Regions from separate parts of the Homo sapiens genome. Here all the other regions are linked to region 2. Evidence: read pairs that join two places in POLR2A ChIA-PET (ENCODE). Cell type or tissue: PC-9. All regions are shown on one strand.

Region 1 (8,000 bases), 410 kb before region 2:
TTGCAACGGTCTTTGAAGAGCTTGGAAATAAAATTTCTGCTTAATTAATCATTTTTCTATGACAGCAATATTTTGTGTCTGATTTTGTATTAAGGACTCAAGGATTTCTGTTTGCCTGTGAGATTGAGTGCTGGAATGAGAGAGTGAAATTGTTGTTTTTAAGTCTTTGTAGAATTTTGCAAATGTCCTGAAAAATAGATAACTGTATAACATGAAGAAAATATCTCTATTAATGGCAACATTTGTTCTCTGAAATAGCTATATATAAACTCATAAATAAACAAAAATATCTGTGAGTGTAAGTAGTGTTACAATAGAGAAAATAGAAGTTATTAGATGGGAACTCCCTTAACTTTTAGCTACTAAACTTCTAGATCTAGTGATTGGAATCCCTTCCATTCAGTCATAATTCAGGCATCCCTTTTATAACCTATTTGTTCTCTGGATCTGTTTCACCTTCTCTGAAATTGCACACTACCAGTGATCCTTTCTCCTTCATCTTCAAGTTCTCTGCTGGATGCTTTATTTTCTCTTTTCTTCTCTTCTCTTTTCTTTTTTGAGACAGGGTCTCACTTTGTCACCCAGGCTGGAGTGCAGTGGCGCTATCTCGGCTCACTGCAGCCTCAATCTCCTAGGTTCAAGTGTTCTTCCCACCTCTGGCCCCCAAGTAGCTGGGACTACAGGCGTGAACCATCACACCCGACTAATTTTTGTATTTTTTGTAGAGATGGGATTTCGCCATGTCGCCAGGCTGGTCTTGAACTCCTGAGCTCAAGCCATCCACCCACCTCAGCCTCCCAAAGTTCTGGGATTATAGGCGTGAGCCACTGTGTCTGGCCTCCAGTGGACCCTTTCTATCACAATTTAGCATGTTCCATTCTGTCTTAACAACAACAGCATTTTTTAAAATCCTCATTGAAAAACAAAATTCTTTTTTGATTCCACTTTCCCCTTTCAGCAAACATTTGGTAAGATAGCACAATGAAACTATAAGCATCTCACTTATAGATGAATATAGATGCAAATGTCCTAGATATAAACAGATAAAATTCAGTAGTTAGAGAAAGTACAGCCGGATAAAACTACTTTAACATAACTAAATCTATCAATGTAATTCATTACTTGAATCACTTAAAGAAGGGAACCTATGCCAAAAAGTCATCTGATAAAATTCAATAGCTGTTCTGGGCTAGGTACAGTGGCTCACGCCTGTAATCCCAGCACTTTGGGAGGCCAAGGCAGGCAGATCATGAGGTCAAGAGATTAAGACCATCCTGGCCAACATGGTGAAACCCCGTTTCTATTAAAATTCAAAAATCACCTGGGCATGGTGGCACGCCCCTATAGTCCCAGCTACTCGGGAATCTGGGGCAGGAGAATCGCTTGAACCTGGGAGGCGGAGGTTGCAGTGAGCCGAGATCACACCACTGCACTTCAGCCTGGCAACAGAGGGAGAGACCCTGTCTCAAAAAAAAAAAAAAAAGCTGTTCTGAATAAAAACTAAGTGGATTAGTGAAATGAGAGTAGAAAGAAATTACTATGATGATAAAGACAATTTTTCAAAGCCAACAGCCAATATCATACTACATGGTGAAAGGCTGACACATTCAGATTATCAGGAACAACACAAGAATACCTTTTATCACCACTATTATTCAGCATTGCTTTGGAAGTCTTAGCTAATGCAGTAAGCTGAAAAAATGAAATGATGTAAACATTTTAGAAGAATTATCTGTATTTATGGGTTATATAATTGTACACCTTGAAAACTCGTGAGATTCTCGTACAAGAAATACTTGAATTTATAATAGAATTTGGGAAGCTAGCTGGATAAAAAAGACAGAAAAATAACATTTTCTATACTGACAATAGCTAGTTTAAAATGGAAATGGAAGTTATATTCCCTTTCTACTTTAATGATACAACTATAAAAATACTTGGGAATAAACTTAACAAAAGTGCAAGGTCCCTAAAAAAGATTTTATTGATGTTATAAAACGGAGTGTAAATAAATGGAGGGACATGGCAATTCTAGGATATTAAGACAATTTTGGCCAGGTGCTGTGCTCACACCTGTAATCCTAGCACTTTGTGGGGCCGAGGTGGGTGAATTGCTTGAGATCAGGAGTTCGAGACCAGCCTGGGCAAGATGGTGAAACCCCATCTCAACAAAAGATGCAAAAATTAGCTGGATGTGGTGGTATGCACCTGTAGTCCCAGCTACTTGGGGGACTGAGACAGGAAAATCGCATGAGCCCAGGAGGTTGAGGCTGCAGTGAGCTGTATTCACGCAACTGCACTCCAGCCTGGGCAGCAAAGTGAGAATCTGTCTCAAAAAAACCCCAACAAAAAAAGACAATTTCATTAAAATGTCGATCTTACTAAATAAAATTTCTGCTTAATTAATCATTAATCGTGTGTGTGTGTGTGTGTGTGTGTGTGTGTGTGTGTGTGTGTGTAAAACATGAGGAGGGGGTGGGCATGGTGGTTCATGCCTATAATCCCAGCCTAGGCAACATAGTGAGACCATGTCTCTATTTTTTTTTAATTAAAAAAAAAAAAAAAAACCTCTTGTAAAAATCATTACAGAGAAAAAAAAAAAAAAAAGCAGAGCCAGGCATGGTGTTGTGCACTTGTAATCCCAGCTACTCGGGAGGCTGAGACAGGAGAATCGTTTGAACCTGGGAGGCAGAGGTTGCAGTGAGCCAAGATCGCACAACTGCACTACAGAGAAAACACCTGCCATGTATAGGAGAGATAATGGGCTAATATCCCTAATATACAGAATATTCTGATTGCATGATGAGAAAAAAATGAGTAAACGGTGTGAAGAAGCAATTCACAGAGGAGAAAATCCAAACAAAAGAGCACATAACTCCACTAGTAAGCAAGGGAAATGTAAAGACGGTGATAATGAGGTATCATTTTTCAATCCCTCAAATTAGAAAACAAAAAATAAAAGTGCATATTCATTAAGAACTTACATGCCATGTTCTGAGTATTTATGTGTATTAGGTCATTTACTCCTTATTGGTGTGACCTTGAACAAATCAAATTCTCTGGGTCTCAGTTTCATCACCCATAATTATTTTTTAAATTTGGATAAGAATATCTGCTTTATCTCCTTTGCACAAATGTGGAAAGTGAGGCGCAGGTGAGTTGAACATCGTCCGTAAGCCAACAGTTAATAGATGATAGAACTAGTATCCAATGTCGAGCAGTCTAGCTCTAGAGCCCACACCCTAAACCACTGTGCTGTGTACCATTGCTGGTAAGGATAAAGGAGACTGGGCAGTTTTATACCTTATTAGGGTGTAATGTGCTACAACCCTTTGGGAGAGGAATTTGGCAAAATCTCTTTAAATCCCAATCAGAAAGAAATAAGATTTGAGGAGTCTGAGATCAGATTAACCCTCATGGCTTCAACTTAACTGTCATTCAGGTTTGGAGAAGCATGGTACAAGGAAGCAAAAATAAATAAATACAGAAATTAAGGATGAGGATTATGTCTATACAAGAACATTGGATGTAGTTACTGGTACATGAAACTCACTGGAAACAAATAGATCAGAACCCATCAAATTTTTGAGGGGATTTGAGAAAATGGCCCTAAAACTGTTGAAGTCGAGTAAACTTAACTTGAGGCCCTTAAACTTACATTTCAGAAAGTAAGAGGAGAAAGCTTTGTAGTCCCTAAGGAAGACACTCTCTTAAGGGGTCCAAGGAGAATAATGGATAAGGGAGGACTTCCAGAGGGAGGAGCTGAGGATGGGGTGAGGATGGAAAACCATGGATAAGGGTTTCTTCCAGAGAGTAAAATGACGACCTACCAGAGGAGGGCCTTCACATCTGCACGGCTGGATTTCAGAATGCTGACCGCTGACTTCTATGTGTCTCTCATTCTTTCCCCTTCTACAGCGAAGTTCATTGAGTCTCTGCTCCGCTATTGTGTTTTTAATATTGGTATGTGAGAGTGGGGGAAATGACAATAGACAACCAAAAAGTTCCTAGGTCACTAGACTTTGAGGAGCTATATCTAGCCCCGATGGGGAAAAATGAGCATTACCTCATAATCCTGGTCTTTGAGCTGCCTGCAGTGACTAGCTTTGGTTTTCCTCTTTTGAGGTGGGACTCACTGTGTTCTGCGTGTGAGAGGATGAATGAAATGGCTATTTGGGGACCAGAATGGTAGAGTGCGGTAGAGAAGAGACTTTCTAGCTCTTCACCAAATCCCATTTGTTTTTCTTTCTGGGCACCCTGCTAGATAGATTACAATTTGCAGCCTCTTTTCTAGTTAGATGTGGCCATGTGCCTCTGGCCAGTGGAATGTTTTTGCTCTTCCCTTGTTTGCTGTCTGTTTGGAAGTAAATACCCTGGGTGGGCTGGCAACCATATGTTGAAGATGACAGGCTCTCTCTGTGACTCTGTGGAGTGGAGTACTCTCCTTGCCCTAAGCAAGTGATCTCAGATGATCAAGAAATAAATTTCTCAATGTTAAGCCACTGAGGTTTCAGGGCTTTTCTGTTACAGCACCTAGTATTACTGTAACAAATACAACCTAGAAAGATATCTATGATATAGTAAGTACAGTCTTCCCTTAATATACATGGGGGATTGGTTTTAGGATGCGCCCCCTCCACCCCATTCCAGTTTACAAAAATCCACTCATACCAAGTCTGGCTGTTGGCCCTGCAGAACCTGTGTATATGAAAAGTTGGCCCTCCCTATAAGTATGTTTTGCAACCTGCAAATACTGTATTTTCTTCCTTCCTTCCTTTCTTTTCTTTTTTCTTTTTCTTTCTTTTTTTTTTTTGACAGAGTTTTGCTCTTTGTTGCCCAGGATGGAGTGCAATGGCACAATCTCGGCTCACTGCAAGCTCTACCTCCTGGGTTCAAGCGATTCTCCTCTCTTAGCCTCCCGAGTAGCTGGGATTACAGATGCACACCACGATGCCCAGCTAATTTTTGTATTTTTTAGTAGAGACAGGGTTTCACCATGTTGGCCAGGCTGCTCTTGAACTCCTGACCTCAGGTGATCTGCCCGCCTCGGCCTCCCAAAGTGCTGGGATTACAGGTGTGAGCCACCCCGCCTGGCCAAAATACTGTATTTTCTATTCACATGTTATTGAAATAAATCCACCTGTGAGTGGACCTGGTAGTTCAAACCCTTGTTGTTCAAGCGTCAACCATATAACATTAAAGAAGTGGTAGCTTCAGCTTAGCTGAGTTGACATCGTAGCCATATACCATGTCTCATATCCCCATATTCCCCATGTTCAACATAGTTGATATTTACAGCTTCACAGATGATAGTCAGCTGTCATCTAAATCAAATGGCTTAGTTTTTAATTTCCTACTCCTTCATATTAAATTCATTTTTCTTCATAGTTATGCTAAAACTAAATAGGCTCAAGTCATCACACCAGAATCCCTTATCTAGCTTTTTGATTACTAAGTTAAGGTGCTTCTATTTAGTTGCAGGGGCAGACAAGAATGGTGGATTGGTTATGTTGACACTTTGGGTGTAGGTAGATGGTGGTCAGTTTAAGAGGTTCTGAGAAATTATGGCAAAAATCTTCACATGGGAGCTGAGATGTGCAGAAACTGCCATAGAGATGGTTTTTCTCTTTGATGAGAAGCAAGTGGGACTGATAATGACTACCATTATTTTTTTTTTGAGATGGAGTCTTACTCTGTCACCCAGGCTGGAATGCAGTGGCATGATCTCGCCTCACCCCAACCTCCACCTCGCAGGTCCAAATGATCCTTCTGCCTCAGCCTCCTGAGTAGCTGGGATTACAGGTATGCACCACTACTCTTGGCTAACTTTTTTATTTTTAGTAGAGATGAGGTTTCACCATGTTGGCCAGGCTGGTCTCGAACTCCTGACCTCAAGTGATCTGCCTGCCTCAGCCTCCCAAAGTGCTGGGATTACAGGCATGAGCCACCACATTTGGCCATGACTACTATTCTTCAGTAAGGTATACTGCGTTCTTTCTGCCCCTTCCAAAAATTGCAGTCTAAAGCCTTTTGTTCGAAATTTGTTTGGATTATTGTCCTGTATCAAACAGATATTTATTAAAAGTTCCTTTAATTTTTATTTATCTAGTTATTTACCTAGAAAAAGCTTGTCTCAGCATTTCTAAATAAGATTTTTAAAAAAAGATTGTGACTGGAATATCACCATAAATCGTCTGTGGAAACAAAACAATTCCATATATCATGTTAAGTTTACCCTAACTGATTGAGGGATGGTATTTGCCTATAAAATCAAACAGTTCCAAAATACTTTCTATCAACAGGATGGTTTGGAATCCCATAACAGTGGGATTCCATCCTATAGAAGTAGCATAAGCTTCCCCTCACAGCTCCTTTAATTCTAGATTGTTACAGGATGTAATGCACATTTTTTTTTAACCTTCTCATTTTGCAGGCCCCTTAGTATTACCAGATAATTCTGCAAATACACTTTCTCCTTTTTTGCCATTTAATATAGATCATGGATCCAAAATGGACCCCCACATTGATCCTTTTCTTTATGGGTATTATGTTTGAATTAGGAATAAGTCCAATAATTGCCTCAATACATGCCATTTTTTTCTCAGCTCTCATTTTGGATTACTATAGTTTGCACTCTTCATCCCCCTCAACCCAGGCTACTCTACTTATTAAAATTGTTGGATCCCTTGTTTTAGGGCAGGCCTAATTATTGGGTGTAGTTAAGGAGTCTTCTATTGTGAGAGGCAAGGAAATGGGACATCCTGGTATTTTTCCCCAGTTATCTTCTGAGTCTCAGTGGCAAGGGAAGGAATATCTTATGCCCATCCATAATTGGAAGAGACAGCTGATGTTTGGTGAGGCCTGCAGACTTGGGCTGGGCTTAGGGACTTGGAGTAAAGCCCCTCAAAAGACCTCAGAGGTGAGCATCACTATCACCAGCAATGAATTGAAGGGCCAGCAATTCCCATTAGAACCCTATGCGGATGTTATATTTTGTGCTGTATTCTTACACTGTATGCAGTATTTTATACTGTATTTTTACTGTATCCTTCTATGTTTAGACACACAAATACCTACCATTGTGTTTCAATTGCCTACAATATTCAGTACAGTAATGTACTGTACAGGTTTGTAGCCTACAAGCAATAAGTTACACCATACAGCTTAGGTGTGTAGTGGGCTACCCAACCTAGGTTTGTGAATTACGCTCTATCATGTCCACAGAATGATGAAATCGCCTAATGATGCATTTCTGAGAATGTATTCCTGTAGCAAGCATGCATGACGGTGAAAGTGTAGTAGAAAGAGGAAAGTAGGATAGGCGGTGTTAAGTCAAGTTAAGCTTGTTTAAAAAAGGAAGAAGTATCAAATGCTGAAGAGAGGTCAATTAAGGTGATGTCTGAATGTCCTTTGGATCTAAGAAGGTAGAGGTTAATTATGGTAGTGATAGGGTGATAATTTCAGAAGTCAGGAAATAAAGGTGGATTATACTTGTGGTCTTCAAACATTTTTGCTTATATGCAACCTAAATGAAATAATGTCAACCCTGTGTACCTCCATTTTACAGTCGGCATCTAAATGTTTATCATAAGTTTAAATATATATAATATATATCATAAGTTTATATATATCATCGTAAGTTTAAGTATATATTTTAATATATAATTTTATTAAAAGTCTAGCATTTTAACATGAAATTATTTCATTCTTCTTTTAAATATATTCAATGGAATACAAATACCATCATCATTTGAAACCTACCATCATCCATTTAAAAATATACAAACCGTACTCTCCTTTAGTCAGAAATTTTACATGATTCTTTTTTTTCTCTAAAATCATACTTCCAATTTAATTTCCCCACAAAATTTAATCCTGTCTCAATTACCCTTTTGTTGCCTCTCATCTCCAAAGTCATACTTCATTGGTTTTGTGAAAATGGATCTGGATCCTTTAAATATCTTTTCTTTGCCAACTGGCATAATGCTGATTTGTTCATA
Region 2 (8,000 bases):
TCAGCACTTTGGGAGGTGAGATGGGAGGATCACTTGAGGCCAGAAGTTCAAGACCAGCCTAGGCAACATAGGGAGACCCTCATCTCTACAAAAAATAAAAACAAAAAAATCCCTTTTGTAATTAGCCAGGCATGGTGGTGAGCGCCTATAGTCCCAGCTACTCAGCAGGCTGAGGCAGAAGGATTGCTACAGCCCAGGGGCTCAAGGCTGCAGTGAGTTATGATTGCACCACTGCACTCCAGCCTGGGTGACAGAGTGAGACCCTATCTCTAAAAACTAATAATTAATATTTTTTATTAATATGAAGCTCTATGAAGAAATTGAAGCAGGGTAAGTAGATACAGAGTACTAGCGTGGAGGCTGGTGATGGCAGTTGAGCAGGCACCTGAACAACTATGGAGAAGCCATATGTTGACAGTGTCCCAGGAAGTGTGAACTGCAGATGGAAAAGTCTGGAGGCTGGAAAAACTTTGACCCATTGAAGGAACTGCAAGAAGGCCAGGGAGACAGCTGATGCTTAATGGGAAAGGAGGAGAGCAGGGGGAGATGAATTAGAAGTAGGCAGGGGCCAGATGACATGTCCTATGATGAGGAACTTGGATTCCATTCTAACTTTAATGGAAACTCACTGGAGAGTTTTGAGCTGGTGCTGACATGTTCCCAAATGCATTTTTAAAAGATCACTCTGAGTGCTGAGTGATCTTTTGAAAGTTATGGTGAAGACTAAGACTAAGGTCCAGGGTGGGAGGTATATAGGCAAGAGAAAACCAGTTTGAAAACTACAGCAGGAATCCAAGCAAGAGGTGGCTGTCTTGGATTAGGGTAGTTGTGGAAAAGGCACAGGTGGGGAGAAGTGGTGGAATTCAGAATATATTTCAGACAGCAAGCCAACAGGGCTTGTTGACAGATTAGAAATTTGGGGATGGGATAGAACCAATTAGGACTTGTTTTTGGTCTGAACAATTGGGTGAACAGAAATTCCAATAACAGACAGAAAGTAACAGATAGAAACAGAGAAGCCTGGGTGGAAACCGATTTGGGGGCGAGGGCAGAGGTGAGAAATCACAAGTTCCGTTTGATTTGCGTATTAGATGTTCAATAGGACATGTGTAGAAGTTGGGTGGATATAGGAGTCTGGTGCTCAAAGGAGAGGCTGGGACTAGAAATTGATCTTTGGAAATCCTCTGCATATAGGTAATAGTTATAGCCATAAGACTGGTTGAGATCACCTAAGCAGAAAGGGTAGATAATGAAGAAAAGGAGGCTGAAGAGGGGTCATAAAAGTAGATGGAGCTAGCAAAGAAGACTGAGAGGGGACAGCAAGGCAGAAGGAACCAAAACTAAGGGAGAGGGGGTTTCAAGAGGGAGGGAGTGTCAACGCTATCGAAGAAATCAGATAAGAACAAAACTGGCCATTGGATTTGGCAAGACGGAGATCAAACGAAGAGCCTTTCAGTAAAGCAATGAAGACGTATGTTTCCCACGTGGGATGAGTGAAAGTGAGAACAGGAGGTAGGGCTGTGGAGCCTACAGAACAGCCATTTCTTTCAAGGAGTTTTTATAGAAAGGGGCAGAGAGAAGGCAAAGTAGCTGAAGACAAATATGGGCTCAAAGAAGGTCTGCTCATTTTTTCTTTCTTTTCGTTCACAAGGAGGATGTTGCAACATGCTAGGCAATGCTGGGGATAATTCTGTATTGAGGGGAAGTGCTGATCAGGGAAGAAGGGATGGGATCTAAGGCACAAGTTGAGGGGATGGCAGCCTTACACACGAGCAGGGACAGGAAGGGAGGCAGAACAGGATGCAAGGAGGAACGGCAGGGCTGAGCGTGGGAAGTCCTCACCTGACTACTTCTAATTTCTCAGTGAAATAAGAATCAAGAAGCTAATATGCTTAGTATTTGCTCAGAGCATGTGTGAAGTGGGGGTCACAGATGTGAAGAGGGAGGAGAAAATGAGTGGAAAGTGAATTTACTGGGGCCCTATAGCCGGAGGACTACAATCATTGTCCCCTGATAGTAATCTACTTTTTTTTTTTTTTTTTTTTTTTTTTTTTTGAGATGGAGTTTTGCTCTTGTTGCCTAGGCTGGAGTGCGATCTCAGATCAACACAACCTCCACCTCCTGGGTTCAAGCAATTCTCCTGCCTCAGCCTCCCGAGTAGCTGGGATTACAGGCACCTGACACCACACCCAGCTAATTTTTGTATTCTTAGTAGAGGTGGGGTTTCACCACGTCAGCCAGGCTGATCTCGAAATGATCCTCACATGATCAACCCTCCTCAGCTTCCCAAAGTGCTGGGATTACAGGTTTGAGCCACTGTGCCTAGCTAGTAATCTACTCTTAAAGTACTTGCAACAGGATGCCAACTAAATATTCCTGAGAAAGAAAGAGCCACAAGCATTTTTTGTTTAAGTATAAAGTATTTTAAATGCTTTAAATATCCAGAAGCTATACAACCAACACCATGGATGGACACACTACCCACATTTCATCAATGCTGACATTTTGTTTCAGGTATCTTCCCCCTCCCCCTCCCCACAGACCTCCCCTGTGGTTATTAGGTATCTTTTTAAAAATAAAACATAACAGGCTGGGCGCAGTGGCTTACACCTGTAATCCCAGCACTTTGGGAGGCCGAGGCAGGTGGATTGCTTGAGCCCAGGAGTTCGAGACCAGCCTAGGCAACATAGTGAAACCCCGTCTCTACAAAAAATACAGAAATTAGCCAGGCATGGTGGCCTATACAACTATAATCCCAGCTACTCAAGAGGCTGAGGCAGGAGGATCATTTAAGCCCAGGTCAAGGCTGCAGTGAGCCATGATCGTGCCTCTGCACTCCAGCCTGGGCGACAGAGCAAGACCCTGCCTCAAAAAAAGAAAAAAGAATGAAACATAACAGTCACAGAGGCGCCTTAAGGCACCTCTCCAATTCCATGTCCTTCCTCCTCTCCCTGTTAAAGTTCATTATATAATGATAAAAAGCAACAGTGTTCCTCTTTATCAGGACCTATGAACAATTCTGTGGTAACTTTGTTAATCCAAATGCTGTTATTCAAGATTTACCTGTTATCTGGGTTGTCAGGGAGATGACCACAGGAAGTTCCGAAGACAGAGCCCGGAGACTGACATTGTAGTTGGTACCCGGACGTAGGTCCAAGCACACCTCGGGATCTCGGCTGCTGCTACTGATATTAAAGGTCATTTCCTGGGCAAATTCCTTCTGATACCATCTCTGGCCCCAAATGTGGAACTGAAACATAAAAAAGCTCACTGGGTGAATGGTTGGCCTAAAAGGCTTTAGATGCCTTGAAACCTCCCCTTTTCCTTTTTCTTTCTCTTTTTTTTTTTTTTTTTTTGAGATGGGGGCCTCACTCTGTCACCCATGCTGGAGTGCAGTGGCATGACCTCGGCTCACTGCAGCCTCAACCTCCCAGGCTCAAGTGATCCTCCCTCCTCAGCCTCCCAAGTAACTGGGACCACAGATGCATGCCACCACATCCAGCTAATTTTTGTATTTTTTGTAGAGACAGGGTTTCGCCATGTTGCCCAGGCTGGTCTCAAACTCCTGAGCTCTAGTGATCTGCCACCTCGAATCCCAAAGTGCTGAGATCACAGGCGTGAGCCACCGCGCCCAGCCCCTTCCCGTTTTCATGAGCTTTCTTCCTCTCTCTCTCTCTCTGGACTCTAATGTTTCTTCAAAAGGTGAAATGCAGCAGTAAGCAAATATTAGAGTTGCAATACTATAAATATTGTACTTAAAATATTATTTGTATAATAAATATATTTTTAAATAAAAACACACAAAAGGCTAAGGTCCCAATACTGGCAGCTTTCTCCTTATTCTCACACATACAGTGCACATACACAACAAGAAAGTCTATTGGCAAAACTGCAGGAGCAAGGACAAGAACATTTTCCTAGAAAGAATATTAGGAATCCAAACTAAGCAGGACCTGAATTAGAATACTCGTAGCTGGTCTGCTAGAACCTGAGAACAGTTTTTCTCCTCTTCCTGCCAGCTTCTGGTGACCCTACCCTTTCCTTAACCACCCTGACACTTCGGCCAAGAGACACCCTTTTGTTCTTACTTAATTTCTTCCAGTAGAAGTTCATCCCAGTCTTCCCCCTCCTTTTTTTTTTTTTTTCGAGACAAAGTTTTGCTCTGTCACCCAGGCTGGGGTTCAGTGGCGCGATCTTGGTTAACAGAAACCTCCACCTCTTGGGTTCAAGCTATTCTCCTGCCTCAGCCTCCTGAATAGCTGGGATTACAGCTATGCGCCACTACGCTCGGCTAATTTTTATATTTTTAGCAGAGACAGAGTTTCACCATGTTGACCAGGCTGGTCTTAACTCCTGGCCTCAAGTGATCCGCCCGCCTCAGCCTCTCAAAGTACTGGGATTACAAATGTGAGCCACTGTGCCCAGCCACTGTCTTTAAATACACAGAAGTGGCCATCTTCTTGCTTCTTGATGCAATTGTCACAGTAAATCGTCTACTGATAATGATAGTTATAGATGTAGATTTTTAGGTTTGTGGGTATTTTTAAGCCTCCCACATAAGACAACCATCTATAAATACAGTAACTTTCAGTCACTTACTAAATACATCTCCTCCATATCAGCTGTCTTGATGCTTCTCCATCTCAAGCAGGTTTCATTAAATCCTGAAATGTTACTGATGGTCTGTTTTACTGTAGTGGAAAAGAAATGAGAAATCAATTTACACTCTATAGAAAAAATGCTACCTTTTAATTGAGCCATTTTTCCAAGGATAAGTGTTAGCATGAGTTCAACAGTATTTTAATTTAGAAATTAGTGGTAGCAGTCTCAAAGTAATACCACTTTTATATCTAGGTAAACTCAGTCTTGATGAAAGATTTCAGATCCAAAGATACCTAATCGGAGGACCCCTCTTAAGAATTATTTGAGTGGGCCGGGCACAGTGGCTCACGCCTGTAACCCCAGCACTTTGGGAGGCCAAGGCAGGCAGATCACTTGAGGCCACGAGTTCGAGACCAGCCTGGCCAACATAGCGAAACCCCATCTCTACTAAAAATACAAAAACTAGCTGGGCGTGGTGGTGTGTGCCTGTAGTCCCAGCTACTTGGGAGGCTGAAGCAGGAGAATCGCTTGAACCTGGGAGGCGGGGGTTGCAGTCAGCAGAGATTGTGCCACTGCACTCCAGCCTGGGTGACAGAGTGAGACTCTGTCTCAAGAAAAAAAAAAAAAAGAAAAGAAAAAGGAAAAAAATTATTTGAGTCTATTTACTGCAAGCTTCCTTGGCTTACTAAGCTAAAATTACAACTATTTGTCCTGGACCTTGTATACCCTCATTTATACAAATAAGTGTCGGTTCGAAATTCTGAGCTAAGAGCAACATTTCAGCAGAGAATTGCTCCTTGAGGAACTGAAAAAAGTGCTTTGAAGCAATCAGGTTTTTCATGAGGAAAAGAATAGGAGGTGGCGGGATTCTCTTGGTTTGGGCTTCCTTATCTCTTGTGAGCAAAGAAATATTTCTTGTCCTCTGCTCAGTTTCATAGTAATCAATCTAAAAGACAGTTCAGATCTGATACAGTTTAATGTGGAGGTACACCCATCCAAGTAGTCAAGAAAGACTATTTATTCAAAACCCTGACATCAGAGGTTACTTCCTTCAATAAGGATCTCTGTCCCTAAAGTGGAAATAATAGAGCAGACTTGCTAAGAAGTTTCACAGGAACACTGTGATGATTAACGAGTGATAAAGACAACTCCCAAATTACGTGAAAAAAGGAAGGTCTCATGAAAGGTAAGGCTGTATTTTGTAACTCCCTGGCCTGACAGGTTCCTACAAATGAAGCCAAGTTGGTAGACACGACTCCTCTCTATGGATTGGGCAGCTTGGCACAAAGAAAACCTGTACAAGTCACAAGCTGTACCTCAAATGTTGCAACACGGAGCAGGTAGGGAACAGGAGGAAAAGATGAACAGGTGGTAAGGAACAGGAGGAGTACAGATGATTCCAGGTTAATGCAGACCCACAGCTGGGTAGAGACAGGTTTGGAGATTAGTAGTAGTGGTCCAAAGTTACACTTCTGAAACTTTCAAAATACAAATAACTCCAATAGTATTTAAACAGTTCTAGACTATACAAAAAGGTGGAAGGGTCCCCAAATCATTTAATATGACTAAATAATCCACAATGCCCGACCTGTACAAGGATGGCACAGCCAATCACTAAACATCCTATGCCAAATTTGCTTGTTGATATAAATACAAAAATCCAAAATAAAATATTAGCACAAAGAAGTCAGTAGTACATTCAAAGAACAATACACTACGACCAAAGATTTATTCCCAGAATACAGAGAGTATCATTATTGGAAAAGCTATTAATAGGTTAAAAGAGAGAAACCATGTGGTTACTTTTATAAATGGAACTGTTAATACATTTAATATACTTTGTTAACTTGAAATCTTAGTGAGCTAGGACTTCATTTGACAGAAACGCCTTAGTTTAATAGGGTTTATAAGAAACCACCACACTCAGTGGTAAAGCAATTAAGCAATTTCTAGTAAAGTTAAGAACAATACAAGGATGTCTGGTCTTGTAGCTATTACTGAGCCTTATTCAAGAGATTCTAGACAATGCAGAAAAAGGCAAGAAAAAAAAATGAGCTATAAATGCCAGAAAGAGCAACAAATGATGCAACTGCCAGTAAATCTAAGAGACTCAACTAATCAAACATGAAACTGTTTGAAAATAACAGAAAGGCAACATACAAAAACTGATCATTTTCTATCTATCTTCAAGAACAAGTATGGTAGGTTAAATAATGACCCCCACCCGCCACCAGCATGTCTACATCCTAGTCCCTGGAACCTGTATGTTACCTTACATGGCAGAAACACTTTGTAGAGGTGACTAAGACAGTGAGATTATCCTGAATTGTCCAGATGAGCTCAATGTGATTACAAACATCCTTATAAGAGAGCAACAAGAACATAAGAGTTAGAAGATTTAAGAACGGAAGCAGAGGTTAAACTGATGAGCTTTAAATATGGCGGATGGAGCCACAAGCCAAGGAGTATAGGCAGGATCTAGAAACTGGAAAGGGCGTGGAAATAGATTCTCCCCTAGATACCCCCCGCCCCTGAAGAAACACAGGCCTACTGACACCTTGATTACAGCTTAGTGAAACTGATTTCACACTTCCGACCTCCAGAACTATAAGACACTAAATTCATGTTGCTTTTAGTTTTTGTTTTGTTTTGTTTTTTTGAGACAGGGTCCTGTTCTGTCACCCAGGTTGGAGTACAGTGACCTGATCATGGCTCACTGCAGCCTTGACCTCCTGAGCTCAAGTGATCCCCCTGCCTCAGTCTCTCAAGTAGCTGGGACCACGGGCACACACCACCACGTCCGGCTTATTTTTTATTTATTTTAATTTTTTTGTAGAGACAGGGTTTCTATGTTGCCCAGGCTGGGCTTGAACTCCTGGGCTCCCACCTCAGCCTCCAAGCAATCCTCCTACCTCAGCATCCCAAAGTGCTGGATTATAAATGTAAGCCACTGTACCCAGCCCTCATGTTATTTTCTGCCACTAAGTTTGCAGTAACTTGTCATAGCAGCAACAGAAAACTAATACAACAAGTAGCAGAATATAATAGAAAAATAAAAAGATCCATATTCATGAGATGGGATATCACAAGCAAACTTCAAATACCTAGAAATAAACCTAACTAGAAATGTCCAAAACTTACACGAAGATTTTAAAGAATTTTTTTTTTTGAGATGTAGTCTCTCTCTGTTTCCCAGGCTGGAGTGCAGTGGCACAATCTCAGCTCAGTGCAACCTCTGCCTCCTGAGTTCAAGCAATTCTCCTGCCTCAGCCTCCCAAGTAGCTGGGACTACAGGCATGCACCACCACACCTGGCTAATTGTTGTATTTGTAGTAGAAACAGGGTTTCACCATGTTGGGCAGGCTGGTCTCGAACTCCTGACCTCAAGTGATCCGCCC
Region 3 (8,000 bases), 680 kb after region 2:
GGGTTCATGTGATTCTCCTGCCTCAGCCTCCTGAGTAGCTGAGATTACAGGTGACTGCCACCACACCTGGCTAATTTTTTTATTTTTAGTAGTGATGGGGTTTTACCATGTTAGCCTGGCTGGTCTCGAACTTCTGACCTCAGATGATCTGCCCACCTCTGCCTCCCAAAGTTCTGGGATTACAGGCGTGAGCCTCACTGGACCTTATATGGCTATCTCCATCTAAAATGTAAATACATCACTTAGCCTTACTCTCCTTTTTTAACTTTCATCTGTAAATTGCTCCAGGCTGCTTCTCCTCTGACTCAGCCTCTAACTTCTGTACCCCTCCCAAAACTTAATACTGGATTCTTAAGCCCCATTGTGTGGCTAACACCTCCTCCCACATCCTCAATCTCTTCTCTGAACTCTTCATCTACTTCCTGCCTCCTTAGGTCACTTAGACGTCCTCTGAAGTCTTCAAAATAGAGAAGGCTTTTCCTCCATCACCTTTTACAAACCAGGCTCTGCTCCTTTGAGGCTCCTGTCATTCTTTTTGTTCATTTGATACATATTTGAGGGCCTACTATGAGCCAGGCACTGTTCTAGGAACTTGAATAAATTAGCTGAAAACCCTGCCCTCACTGGATACATTTCAGCAAGTTTGTACTGTATTACACCATAAATGCCATGGAAGGAGGAAAAAGGAGAACTGGCCGCGAGGAAGAGGATTTGGCAGGCCTTGTTGAGTACTTGATATTTGAGCAGACTGGAAGGAGGTGAGGGAGTTAGTGGGTGAGTATCTGAAGAAGACTGTCCGGGGAGGGACTGCCTGAAGCAGAGGCCGGAAGGCACAGGGCTGGTGTGTCGGGGAGCAGCCTAGAGGCCAGTGTGGCCAGGTAGAGTGAGCATTGGAGAGTTAAAGGCTGGGGGCAGAGAAGGGAGGGGTCAGATTATATTGAATGTGGCCGGTCACCCTGAGGACTTTGGCCTTTATTGCTAGGGCCATGGGGTGGGAAGTTAACATGGGCAGGGGACATTTCAGGGTCTTGAGCAGGAGGGGGGCATAGTTTGATTATATATTGAAAAGGATCACATAGGCTGTTCAATTGAGACTACCTTGAGCATTCCCCTGAATTAGTTAGGATTCTTTATTAGTTAAAAAGACATGAGCTGAATGCAAACTAGATAGAGGAAAATAAAAATCTACTGGCTCACGTTGCTGAAAAGGCCCAGGTATTTTGGCTTCAGGGATGGCTGGAGCAAGGTATTCCAGTGATGTCGGGGATCTGTCACTTTCCATCTCTTGGCTCTGCTTTCTTCTGTGTCAGCCTTGTTCTCATGCCAGTGAAGGGATATGTTCTATAAACAAGCTTCCCAGCTCCAGCAGAAGGAGAGCACTCCTTTCCTGATAGTTCTGGCCAAAGCTCTGGGCTGGTGTCTCATTGGTCTAAATTGGGTCAGGCGCCTAAACCAGTCTCTGATTCTGATTGCGCAGACTTGAATCAGGTACTTATCTTTGGAATGAGGAAAGGAATTTTTTTAAAATTGGGGAATATATACATGAAGTTTATAACAATGTGTGTATATAAAGAGTAAAAGTTATCTGTACAGTTTAAAGACTAATAAAATGTTCCTACCCCCAGATTAAGATACAGAATATTACAAATATTTTGGAAGCCCCCTCTGTGCCTGGGAAGGGAGGAGGTGGTTGCCAGAGCAAAATCAAGAAATGTTAGACAAGCAGGAAACAAATATCCACTACAGACCTTCCAATACTGTTTTCTTTGTCATTTTCCAACTTCACACCTTCTCACTCTCATTCATTAAATCTTTAGACCCCAACTTACTGTCTTCTGAAATCATGTCCTCACCACGGGGCTTTAATCATTCACATGGCTGATCTGTCCAACTCTCCAAAATTACCAGTTTCTTGACCTCCTTATCTGTAATCATCCTTTTTTTTTTTTTTTTTTTTTTTTTTTGGGATGGAGTCTTGCCCTGTTGCCCAGGCTGTGGTGCAATGGCACGATCTCAGCTCACTGCGATCTCAGCTCACTGTAACCTCTGCCTCCAGGGTTCAAGCGATTTTCCTGCCTCAGCCTCCTGAGTAGCTGGGACTACAGGTGCCCACCACCACGCCCAGCTAATTTTTGTATTTTTAGTAGAGACGGGGTTTCACCATATTGGCCAGGCTGGTCTCGAACTCCTGACCTCAGGTGATCCGCCTGCCTCGGCCTCTGAAAGTGCTGGGATCACAGGCGTGAGCCACTGCGCTCGGCTCCTTCACCTTTTTAACAGTTCATCTGCTCTCTCCCACGGCCGCACCCTGCGTTGTAATACCTAGAAGCATTCCAGCTCTGAAATAGTGCCACTGGATATTATCACATTTTATTGTGTTTATTTAAGGTATACAACTTGATGTTATGGGATACACATAGATAGTAAAAGTTTACTATAGTGGAGCAAATGAACACAGTCATCATCTCATAGTTAACTCATTTTGTTTTTGTGGCAAGAGCATCTAAATTGACTCATTTAGCATGATTGTCAAGTACAGTACAATTTTATTATTAATAACTCTAGTCCTCATGTTCTACATTAGATCTCCAGACTTGTACACTCCTCCATATCTGCTATTTTGTATCCGTTTACCTACATCTTCCCATTTCCTCTCCCACCTGCCCTTGGTAGCCACTATTTTGTGTTCTTTCTCTATATATTTGAATTTTTTTAAAGATTCCATATGTAAGTGAGATCACTCAGTGTTTTTCTTTCTGTGTCCGGCTTGTTGCACTTAGCATAATTTCCTTCAGGCTCATTCACGTTATGGCAAATGACAAGATGTCATTCTTTTCTGGGGCTGAATAATATTCAGTTTTGTGTGTACACACACAGTACAGTTTCTCTATCTGTTCGTCCATTGAGGCCTGCTTAGGTTGTTTCTATATCTTGGCTATTGTGAATAATGCTGCAGTGAATGTGGGAGTGCAGATATCTTTATGAGGTGTTGATTTCAGTTCCTTTGGGTATGTGCCCAGAAGAGGGATTGCTGGGTCATATGGTGGTTCTATTTTTAATGTCTTTAGAAACCTCCATACTGTTTTCCATAATGGCTGTACCAATCTACATTCCTAACAGCGTTGTACAAAAGTTCCCTTTTCCCCGCGTATATCATTTTGTCTTGCTTTCCCGTCCTGGCTTTCCAGGTCTCTGAGTCATTAACAACTGACTATACCTGTTCTGTTCTGTGACCTCTTGGATTCCCCTACCTCCTTTAGATTCTGTGGCCCATCTCCGTGGTTGCTCCTGCCTCTATATTCAGTTCCCTTGCTCTCTTCTTTTTATACCCAGCTTGGATCATTCCATTTGTTCATGTCTTTCATCTACAACCAGGGTTCTCAGGAAGCTCAAGGGTTGCTGCCAATGTAAGTTCACAGGTTTCAGCCACAGCTGGGGCTTCAGTGGTCCTGGACACTCCTTCTTTTCCACAGACCCTCCGTCTGCACAGTGGCTTATCTGAAACTTTTCTCTGCTCCTCATACCCTCTACCCTTCTACTCCACCCTTCCTTCTGCTGATTGCCTCACCTTCCACCTTAGAGAAGATGGAAGCCACCAGAAAGGAACTTCCCTTCTTCAAATTTCAGAATGATCTGACTCCATAGCCATGTTTTCTTTCTGGCCCTTGTTCCAAGGAGAGAGTCTAAGGCTGACTGAGGGTGTAGACCCACCTGCCACCCCCCATCCTCTTGGAGACCCTGCTCTGTTTGGCCTCCTGACTTACCCCTGTATCTTTGGACTCCCTCTCAACCAGCTCACTCCCATCAATATTTAAACATGCTCAAGTTGCGCTCTCTCTTTTTTTTTTTGAGACAGTATCTGGCTTTGTCACCCAGACTGGAGTGCAGTGGCACGATCTTGGCTCGCTGCAACCTCTGCCTCCTGGGCTCAAGAGATTCTCCTGCCTCAGCCTCCTGAGTAGCTGGGACCACAGACGCGCATCACCATGCCTGGCTAATTTTTGTGTTTTTGGTAGAGATGGGGTTTCGCCATGTTGGCCAGGCTGGTCTTGACGCCTGGCTAATTTTTGTGTTTTTGGTAGAGACGGGGTTTCGCCATGTTGGCCAGGTTGGTCTCGAACTCCTGAGCTCAAGCGATCTGCCCGCATCAGCCTTTCAAAATGCTGAGGTTACAGTTGTGAGCCACCATGCCTGGCCAAGTTGCTCTGATTTTTAAAACACAGAAAGAGTGGCTGGGCGTGGTGGCTCTTGCCTGTAATCTCAGCACTTTGGGAGGCCAAGGCAGGAACATTGCTGGAGGCCAGGAGTTTGAGACCAGCCTGGGCAATATAGTGAGACCTTGTCTCTGTTAAACACACACACACACACACACATACACACACAATCGCTTGAGCCCAGGAGTTTAAGACCAGCCCGGGCAATATAGTGAGAACTTGTCTCTATTAAACACACACACACGCGCGCACGTGCACACACAGAGAGAAAGAGTAAAGGAAGCTCTGCTATGATGTTCTTTTCTCCTCCATCTGGTGCCTTTTTTTTGTGGGGGTGGAGATAAGGTCTTGCTTTGTTGCCCAGGCTGGTCTCGAACTCCTGGCCTCAAGTGATCTTCCTGCCTCAACTTCCCAAAATGCTTGGATTATAGGCCTGAGTCACTGTGCCTGGTCTTGTGCCCTATTTTGTGACTCCTCTTTACAATACACTTTTCTGAAGAGAAGGTTTGCGGCCCTTGCTTCCACTTCCTGACCTCTGACATACTCCTCAGCCTCCTGCTGCCTAGTTTCTGACTCTGTTCTTCAGGGTCCTCAGTGATCTCATTATTGCTAAATCCAGTAGATGCTTTATAGTCCTTATTTTGCCTGACCCCTTGGTAGGTAACACTTGATCCTGTTGTTAACCTCCTGCTTGAAATGCTTCCCCTCCACTTCCTGTTTTAAGGTGTGCACACGGGCCAGGCATGGTGGCTCACGCTTGTAATCCTAGCACTTTGGGAGGCCGAGGCAGGCAGATCACAAGGTCAAGAGATCAAGACCATCCTGGCCAACATGGCGAAACCCTGTCTCTACTAAAAATACAAAAAGTTAGCTGGGCATGGTGGCGCACACCTGTAGTCCCAGCTACTTGGGAGGCTGAGGCAGGAGAATCGCTTGAACCGGGGAGGTGGAGGTTGCAGTGAGCTGAGATTGCGCCACTGCACTCTAGCCTGGCGACAGAGCAAGACTCCATCTCAAAAAAAAAAAAAAAAGTTGTTCATGCTGGAATCATGTTGTCTGGATTTGAATCTCAGCCCCACCACTTAGAGTCTTGGTAACAGCAAGTTGTTTAACGTCTCTGAGCCTCAGTTTTCTCATCTGTGAAAAGGGGATAACAGATGTGCCCATGTCACTGGGTTGATAGGAAGACCCAGCGAGTTCGTAGAGTAGTGGGTGATGTATATAGCGAACCTTTAAGAAATGGGAGGTGTTGGTGGTTGTTATTCCTTGATATTGTACTCTCCACATTTCTTTCTACATTTTGGCCTATGCTTTGTCGATTTCTATATTAGTTGAGGTCTGATCAGGGAATAAAAGCCAGTGAAGTTATTTCAAACAGAGAGACTATAATACAAGGAGTTAGTTGCATAGGTGATGGGTGGTAAATTGACCCAGAGAGTAGCAGTAGCAGGAAGTTGCTGTTACCCTCAGGACTGGAGGGTTAGGGGAAGAGGCGAAGTTAAGTAGAACCCAGGAGCTTCTGTGAGAACTAGACCTGTGGCAGGGTCATTGAGCAGGAGCTGGGACCTTAGAGGAAGGGGGCCCTGGAGGGGAGGCAGCCGCTGCCAGTGGCACGATCTGAGGCAGAGAGCAGGTTGGGACAGAAATACCCTGGCTTGTCTCCTCATCCTTCCCATTCTGGTCTAACATCAATATCTTTTATTAGCCAAAATAGCATCCCTGGTGGATGTGTGACCCTAACAGAGCCAGGCAGTCTTTCCTGAGATTTATGAGATGGATGATGGGGGAAAGAATGTCTTGCCTTTCTACTAGATTGTGAATGGTCGTGTCCTTCAATGCAGAGAGTGCTTGGCTTAAGAATGAAGCCAGAGGGAAGTAGAGCTAGGAGAGGAAGAGGGGCAAGATCATTTGAGTTCAGGATCCGACTGTGCCAGCTGTGCCTGAAGTTAGAACGGGTTCCTGGTTATAGGGGGTCATAAATTCCCTTTTGTTAATACTGTTTTCAATTTGGTTTGCCACTTGAAACTTAAATTACCAATACCGTGACCTTAAAATATGACTTGAAAATTGGGTTTTACCTGAGGAGTAGGGAGAATGGGGTGTTTATTCCTATTGGCAGCCCCACTAGCTGGGGGTATGTCTGCAGATCAGCTGAGGTCGCAGAGGTTGTGTTTTCACCAGGTCCGTGAAGTTGGAGGGGGCTTTCAGATGTGGGGTGGGAAAAGCCCCAAGGTGAAGGGCAGAGACAGGAAAGACCTGTGGCCGCTGGAGGAGGACTGAATTGGGTCATGCGTTGGGAGTGGGTTTTGAGAGTCTAGAGGTGGAGATTAGTGAGAGACGAGGTGGGTAGACAGGTCAGGAGGTTAATGAGACTGTTTTGAGTGCTGTGATGTGGAGGTTAGCTTTTATTCTTTCAGCAGTAGCTAGTCCTAGAGGGCGTGGTTTTGTTTGTTTGTTTGTTTGTTTTTGAGACGGAGTCTCGCTCTGTCATCCAGGCTGGAGTGCAGTGGTGTTACCTTGACTCACTGCAACCTCCGTCTCCTGTGTTCAAGCGATTCTCCTGCCTCAGCCTCCCGAGTAGCTGGGATTACAGGTGCATGCCACCACGCCAGGCTAATTTTAGTATTTTTAGTAGAGATGGGGTTTCACCATGTTGGCTAGGCTGGTCTCAAACTCCTGACTTCAGGTGATCCACCCTCCTTGGCCTCCCAGAGTGCTAGGATTACAGGTGTGAGCCACTGCTCCCGGCCCCAAGAGGGTTTTTGAGCAGGGGGATGTGTGATCAGGGCTTGGGATGGGGAAAGACCAGCCGTGAAAGAGGTAAGATAGGAAGAATTAACCTGGTTTTGGTTGGACTTGTTGCCTGACAAGAGAAAGATTAGAAAATATAAAGATGACAGATTTTGGTGTAGTGGGGGTGACTGACTAGAAAGTCCAGGAGATTGATGCTGAACAGTGGTGCCGTCTTTGAGAGGGGGGCGCAGACCGGGAAGCACATGTGCGAGTGAAGTGTAAAGATGACGTGGACACGGTTTCAAGTCAGGCATTCAGGACAGAGGATGCCTGAAGGCCACTGTTGCAAGCCTACTCAAACTTCAAGGCTCAAACAAATGCTGCCTCCAGGAAGCTCTTTTTTATTAAATAGATGTATAATCCCAGTAGATCCAAATAGAGACTGGAATAGAAGATGGAGAGGTTTGAGGTCAGAATTTAGACAAAGTGCATATTGACAATAAAGTAGGGGGTAGGATGTCATCGCAGTTTGAAAATCAGGTGTTAGTGAAGGCCACTGGGAGGAAGGCCGGTGTTCCACGATAAATGAGAGCCTCTCAAAGTAAAATAAGTACATAAACAACAGCCTGGCCAACAGGCGCTGATGCATGTATGAGCAATGGGGTTTGTTTACTAGACATTAGAGGACTCATATGCTGTCTTATGTCTGCCTTGCCCCATAGAATTCTTCATTTTGGCAGCCAGCGCAGGGATCAGGAATTGTTGTTTGTGTGAATTTTTGTGTGTGTGTTGGTGGGGGGGAAGTGGGATAGTGGAAAAGGTGTTTGGGGGTTCCTGCTTGAGAAGGGGCACAGAGGCGGGAAGAGCACACAGCGTGTTTGGGTGGCCGAGTGCAGGCGCTTTTCAAAACCCCTATAGCTCGTGAGCATATGCTACATACCTGGCTCTGTGCTACATGCTGGGGCTGTAGAGAAAGATAAAGAAGATCTCTCCCCCGAGAGGTTAATGGTCCAGTGAAGAAGAGAGACACATCAACAGATGGTTGCGGTAGCA

Evidence for each region. Peaks named below come from ENCODE experiments on the same cell type or tissue, not always from the same donor. Only the 100,000 strongest peaks of a DNase experiment are listed, where the experiment ranks them.
Region 1: POLR2A ChIA-PET joins it to region 2 with 12 read pairs; 4 of 35 experiments call an interaction of 5 or more read pairs at or near these places.
Region 3: POLR2A ChIA-PET joins it to region 2 with 17 read pairs; 2 of 35 experiments call an interaction of 5 or more read pairs at or near these places.

What each region holds. Positions count from the first base shown.
Region 1 is chr9:111,670,179-111,678,178 of GRCh38, forward strand. DNAJC25-GNG10 (DNAJC25-GNG10 readthrough) reads left to right here. Exons shown (of 3, transcript NM_004125.4): 3 at 1-48. It overlaps GNG10 (G protein subunit gamma 10), which reads left to right. Exons shown (of 3, transcript NM_001017998.4): 3 at 1-48. Among named protein-coding and RNA genes, the nearest start is that of GNG10, 13 kb to the left of the region's middle. In PC-9, no CTCF peak of the experiment used is centred here; no DNase peak of the experiment used is centred here.
Region 2 is chr9:112,075,475-112,083,474 of GRCh38, forward strand. SUSD1 (sushi domain containing 1) reads right to left here. Exons shown (of 17, transcript NM_022486.5): 11 at 4,600-4,691; 12 at 3,064-3,250. Among named protein-coding and RNA genes, the nearest start is that of LINC02977, 39 kb to the left of the region's middle. RefSeq lists an enhancer at 1,617-1,716. In PC-9, no CTCF peak of the experiment used is centred here; a DNase peak (open chromatin) is centred at 3,087; H3K27ac peaks cover 137 bases.
Region 3 is chr9:112,754,499-112,762,498 of GRCh38, forward strand. The region is part of intron 1 of SNX30 (sorting nexin family member 30); the gene reads left to right. Among named protein-coding and RNA genes, the nearest start is that of SNX30, 7.7 kb to the left of the region's middle. RefSeq lists enhancers at 81-695, 154-243, 696-1,309, 1,345-2,024. In PC-9, no CTCF peak of the experiment used is centred here; DNase peaks (open chromatin) are centred at 323, 683, 1,413, 3,143 and 1 weaker place; H3K4me3 peaks cover 2,025 bases; H3K27ac peaks cover 3,217 bases.